Regions from separate parts of the Homo sapiens genome. Here region 2 is linked to region 1. The links are chromatin loops, found by intact Hi-C in ENCODE. Cell type or tissue: gastrocnemius medialis. All regions are shown on one strand. Each heading gives the region's core, and the rest is flanking DNA. Links, peaks and the distances in the headings are about the cores only.

What was found. A loop is a pair of places that touch in the nucleus more often than their neighbours do. Peaks named below come from ENCODE experiments on the same cell type or tissue, not always from the same donor. Only the 100,000 strongest peaks of a DNase experiment are listed, where the experiment ranks them.
Region 2: a loop joins it to region 1, with 4 times the contacts of the local background. A loop is called at or near these places in 4 of 110 quality-filtered maps.

Annotation. Positions count from the first base shown.
Region 1 is chr11:46,709,661-46,712,579 of GRCh38, reverse strand. No RefSeq gene overlaps it. Among named protein-coding and RNA genes, the nearest start is that of F2, 8.1 kb to the left of the region's middle. In gastrocnemius medialis, for the core only: no CTCF peak of the experiment used is centred there; DNase peaks (open chromatin) are centred at 1,179 and 1,489; H3K27ac peaks cover 2,500 bases.
Region 2 is chr11:46,759,615-46,762,533 of GRCh38, reverse strand. It overlaps CKAP5 (cytoskeleton associated protein 5), which reads left to right. Exons shown (of 44, transcript NM_001008938.4): 32 at 341-534; 33 at 1,750-1,922. SNORD67 (small nucleolar RNA, C/D box 67) reads left to right here and starts at 35; the gene lies at 35-145. In gastrocnemius medialis, for the core only: no CTCF peak of the experiment used is centred there; DNase peaks (open chromatin) are centred at 1,478 and 1,883; H3K27ac peaks cover 2,500 bases.

The DNA of each region.
Region 1 (2,919 bases), core at 232-2,731:
CAATTTGGGAGGCCAAGGTGGGCAGATCACCTGAGCTCAGGAGTTCAAGACCATCCTGGGCAACATGGTGAAACCCCGTCTCTACTAAAATACAAAAAATTAGCTGGGCATGGTGGTGCATGCCTGTAGTCACACCTACTTGGGAGGCTGAGGCACAAGAATCCCTTGAACCCGGGAGGCAGAGGTTGCAGTGAGCCAAGATCACGCCACTGCACTCCATCCTGGGTGACAGAGTGAGGCGGTCTCAAAAATAATAATAAATAAATAAATAGACTAGGCATGGTGGCTCATGCCTGTAATCCTAACACTTTGGGAGGCTGAGGTGAGTGGATCACTTGAGGACAGAAGTTCAAAACCAGCCTGGCCAACCATGGTGAAACCCTGTGTCTACTAAGAACACAAAAAACAGTCTGGGCATGGTGGCTCACCCCTGTAATCCCAGCACTTTGGGAGGCCAAGGTGGGTGGATCACCTGAGGTCAGGAGTTCGAGACCAGGCTGGTCAACATGGTAAAACCTCGTCTCTACTAAAAATACAAAAATTAGCCGGGCGTGGTGGCAGGTACCTGTAATCTCAGCTACTCAGGAGGCTGAGGCAGGAGAATTGCTTGAACCCAGGAGGCAGAGGTCGCAGTGAACTGAGGCAGTGCCACTGCACTTTAGCCTGGGCGATAGAGCAAGACTCCATCTCAAACAAAAAATCCATCTCAAAAAATAAATAAAATGAAAATTATATTGAAATCAGAGGAAAAAAAAAATAAAATATATATATATATATATATATATTTTTCAGACAGGGTCTTGTTGTGCTGCCCAGGCTAGAATGCAGTGGTAAAATCACAGCTCACTGTAGCCTTGAAATTCTGAAAATATTTTCTCAGTGAAAAAAAATATTCCAGTGATTAGTCTTTCCAAGAATGGTCTGCCTTTTATTTGAGCTGGAAGAGCACTAAATTAGGAATCAGAAGGCCGGAATTCTGTCCTGGTTCTGCTACTGACTGGTCTTCTGACCCTGGCAAGTGACTTGTGTTGTGGCCTCTGTTTTCTCATGGGTAACTGTAACATGAGGATCTTGGGAGATGCTGTGTAACACCCATTCTCACTTGAGCCATGCGTGTTGCCAGAGCAGAGACTCCCAAATCACCTGCCTTCCAATCCGTTGGCTCTGTCCTGACCCTGCTCCGACCCTGCTCCATGTACCATGTACCAGGGACGGCTTTAATGGAGGAAAAATTCTCCAATCTGTGTGGGGAATGTGGAAAGGGAGTGTGGGCATCTCAGCTGTTGGCCTGGGGATGCTGTGGGGTGTCAACAGGCCTCCCGGACAGCCCAGAGCATCCCCACGTCCTGCACAGTTCAATGTCAAGCAAGGAGCGTGTCCCCAGGATGCCTAAAACGCTAGGCAGACACTGCTGAGCAGTCCCCTGAGTTGAAGTGGGCCTGCCTGAGTCAGGAGCTGGAAAAGAAATTGAGCAGGTTCCAAGTCACAGGGTAGGCTGACTCAAAACTAATCTTAGCAGCTGTTTCTCAGGCTTTGGACAGTGTGGCCTTTCTCTTCACAGATCACCACGATTTCCTGCTGTCCTCCCGCCCCTTGGACAATTTTAGGTTTATGCTTTGCCAAGTTTTTCAGATTGGGCAGGCAACTGGGTTAATGTCAGTGGCAAACCAGGAGGCACGGGGCTGCCGGTGACATCGTGGTCAAGTGCTGGGAAGCCAGAAAACCACCCACATTAGAATCCTGGCTTTTGGCCGGGCACGGTGGCTCACGCCTGTAATCCCAGCACTTTGGGAGGCTGAGGCAGGTGGATCACTTGAGGTCAGGGGTTTGAGACCAGCCTGGCCAATATGGCAAAACTCCATCTCTACTAAAACTACAAAAATTAGCCGGGCATGTTGGCACACACCTTTAATCCCAGCTACTTGGGAGGCTGAAGCAGGAGAATCGCTTGAACCCGGGAAGAGGAGGTAAAGTTAGCGGAGTAGAGTTAGCAGAGACCGCAACACTGCAGTTCAGGCTGGGTGACAGAGTGAGATTCTGTCTCAAAAAAAAAAGAAGAATCCTGGCTTTGCCTCTTACTGATGGTGTGATCTTGTCATCCTCTCTGAGCCTCAGTTTCTTTTTTTTTTTTTTTGAGACAGAATTTTGCTCTTTTGGCGCAGGCTGGAGTGCAGTGGCGTGATCTTGCCTCGCCGCAACCTCTGCCCCCCGGGTTCAAGCGATTCTCCTGCCTCAGCCTTCCAAGTAGCTGGGATTTCAGGCATGCGCCACCACGCCCGGCTAATTTTTGTATTTTGAGTAGAGACAGGGTTTCTCTATGTTGGTCAGGCTGGTCTTGAACTCCCGACCTCAGGTGATCCGCCTGCCTCAGCCTCCCAAAGTGCTGGGATTATAGGCATGAGCCACCATGACCTTCTGCCTTAGTTTCTTTATCTGTAAGACAGGGACCACAATTCCTATTTTGCAGGACAGTAGAGGCATAAAACAAGCAAGTCTATCTTTTCCATCTCTCTTGCCTCCCGCCCCTCAAGGCAATCCCATCTGGCTTCCTCCGGCTCTCCCTCAGCTTGCCAGTAACTTCCATAAACTTCAACTCTCCCAATAGCAATGGACATTGCTAACCACATCCCCCTTGTTGAAACTTTTCCATCAGCTTCAATGGCATGCACTTTGTAGGTTTTTCTCTTTCGTTGGGTGATTTTTTGTGTCCCTTGATAAGCCTACCTCCTGTCACTGAACCTGAAGCGCTTGACCATCCTGGCCTTGGTCTTCCTCCCTGCTCTCTGTATTGAGGGAAACTAAAATATTTCACCCCAAAATATACTTCTTTGATATATTTCAAGATGGCTATTCAGAAGGGCTGGAAATACAAGAATAGCTGAAAAACTGTCTTGTGTGGGGGAGATTGTCATCTGCAGA
Region 2 (2,919 bases), core at 330-2,829, 50 kb before region 1:
CCTATGTAGTTGATTCCAACCTCCTGATTTAGACTGTGAGAGTGATGAGTTGCACACTGGTGGAGCCATGGTATCAGGTGATACAGGCACCACTCAGTATCACCCTGGTGACAAAATCAAGTGCACAGGGGCCATCTGACTCACAGGCATCTCTTCCTTTCAGGAGCACTTGCTGAAATACCATTTTTTCACTGATAAAAGGCAGTAAACAAAAAATCCTAGGCAGAGCCAGAGTAAGGTTTTAGTCCTTCATATATGCCAAGGGAAATTTCTCTAGTAAGGATAAGTCTCTGTCCCAAATATGTGTTGTCTCATTAATCTAGCCTTTCTCCCCCATCAGAGTGCCTGGAAGAGCTGGGATGTCTGGTTGAGTCCTATGGCATGAATGTTTGCCAACCAACCCCAGGAAAAGCCTTAAAGGAAATAGCTGTTCACATAGGAGACCGTGACAATGCTGTACGCAATGCTGCACTCAACACCATTGTAACGGTGTACAATGTACATGGGGATCAGGTGTTCAAACTGATTGGAAATGTGAGTGACTTCTCTGAACACTGTCAGCATGTCGTGAAAAGAATTGCAAGATCTCCTAGGTGTTAGGTTTCCTGTCCTCTCAACTGTAGCTAAGTTTTTACTACTTTTTAGTCAACTCAACCTATCAATGTGTCCTAGAATCCAGATAGACCCTTGAGGTGTCTCTGATTAGGCTGTTTTAATGGAAATCAAGTTTTCTTTTCTGAGCATTCTATTCATAGCAAATTTGCTTTAGAAATGAGTGCTATTTTTGAATCAAGAAATCTGAGCTAGTCCCGGGTTTAAATTCTGCCTGGCAGTCTGCTCTGTAATTTTTACTGCATCGAGTTTTTGGTTAAAAAGTGCTTATTTGTGTATAGTGTGGATGCTAGTATCTGTCAGATCACATCTTGCGCTACAGCCGTGAGCCAGTTTTTCACTCACATTAGGTTCTGCCTCTGACCTCTTATTTCGTTTGAGTGAGTCTGGACCTCCGTCTTCAGTTACCTCATAGTGTCACCATGTATTTACACAGGGCTTAAATATGTTTACTTATATTTTCTAATTAAATTCTCACTACTACCCAGTGAAGAATATAAAGCAGTTGGGAATTTTACAGATGACCAAAAATGAAGTTTCTTGCCCATAGTCACACAGCTAGATAGTGGTGACAAAACAAAAAATGAGGAAGCTTCATTTAATTTTTGACCTTTTTATTTGTAGTTACTAATTGGCTTTCTTTTTTTTATCGTTTCTTTTTTTTTTTTTTTTTGAGACAGGGTCTTGCTCTGTCACCTAGGTTGGAGTGCAGTGGTGTGATCATGGTTCACCGCAGCCTCGACCTCCCAGGCTCAAGTGATCCTCTGACTTCAGCCTCCTGAGTAGCAAGGACTACAGGCGCGTGCCACCACACCCAGCTTATTTTTATACTTTATGTATAGATGGGGTTTCACCATGTTGCCCAAGCTGGTGTCAAACTCCTGGGCTCAAGTGATCCTCCTGCTTTGGCCTCCCAAAGTGCTGGGATTACATGCATGAGCCACTGTGCCCAGCCCCTCTCCTTCTTTCATATCTCCTCTTCCTATAGCAGCTAGGCAGGTATTAATAGTAGTTGATTTTGAAATGTGGTGCTTTGAAAGTAAACATGTCCTAACATAGAAGGTTCTATTTGTTTTGATATGAAAATAGATATTATTGTGTTATCCAGTTAGGTTTCTAAATTTGGCCTCTTTACAGCTTTCTGAAAAGGATATGAGCATGCTCGAGGAGAGGATTAAGCGGTCAGCAAAGAGACCCTCTGCTGCACCAATAAAACAGGTGGAAGAGAAACCTCAGCGTGCACAGAACATAAGCTCCAATGCCAACATGTTACGCAAGGGACCAGCTGAGGACATGTCTTCCAAACTCAAGTATGTAGATAGAGATACTTGTCTGAGAGCATCTCCATGGCCTTTGCCTTGTGTGCTCACAGCCTGTCCTGTAACATAATCTTGAGTTCTTGTAGCCATTATCATGCATGACAGAGTGTCTGGGTAAATGTATTGTAACCAAATGTTTGATTCTTCAGTCTTCATTGTCTTTGTCTTTGTCTCAAAACCACTTCTAAATGGTCTTGTGCCTTCTTTCACTGCTTTTCCGTGGACAGAATTATGTATCGCACTTATAGGATGTAAGTACTGCCTGCTAATTTCTCATTAGCAGGGCTCTTATATCTTTCTAACTTCTGACTTGGATTCATCCCCTCTGGAGGGTGACTAGCTTAGAGTTTATAATCAGGGTAGAGGGTGTCCATAAGTACCCCATGAATCAAGTCTTCCACAAAAGTTCAATGTCATGTGGCTAAAATACTGATTCACTTTCTTCTTTGTGTTATACTTGGTTGTGCTTAGTTTCCTATTCTTGAGATAAGGCTAATTAAAATACATGCAACCCAAAATTGGCTTAGGGACTCAAAATACTGCCTCCTAAGCAAGACAGCTCTATTTTGGGTTGTGTCATGAGTATAATTTTAACGAACTTGAATTTGGAAACTTTGAATCCCTATTTCTTGGATGTAAAGCTGGCCCTGACCTGTCAAGAGTGAATATTCTAAAAAGGGGTGACTGGTGGTCTCACAAAATATAAAATGTGCTGAACACGGCATGGAATGGTACTTATGATTAGCAAAATTAAAGCACTGGTTAATTTGGTGGAAAAGAACCAGCCAGTCTAAATTTTTCTTATATATTTGCTCATAAGTAGTGAACTTTGAGTCAATACAAATATATTTTATTGTTTTCTGCCCCTTCAGGAATAGAAATACAAGGTTTGTTGGCTTTAGTGAACTAGAACAAATACTTATAACTTGGCAGGTAATGTAAGTACAAATTAAAGTTATCTGCCCTCTTAGGATATTCATGAACCAAT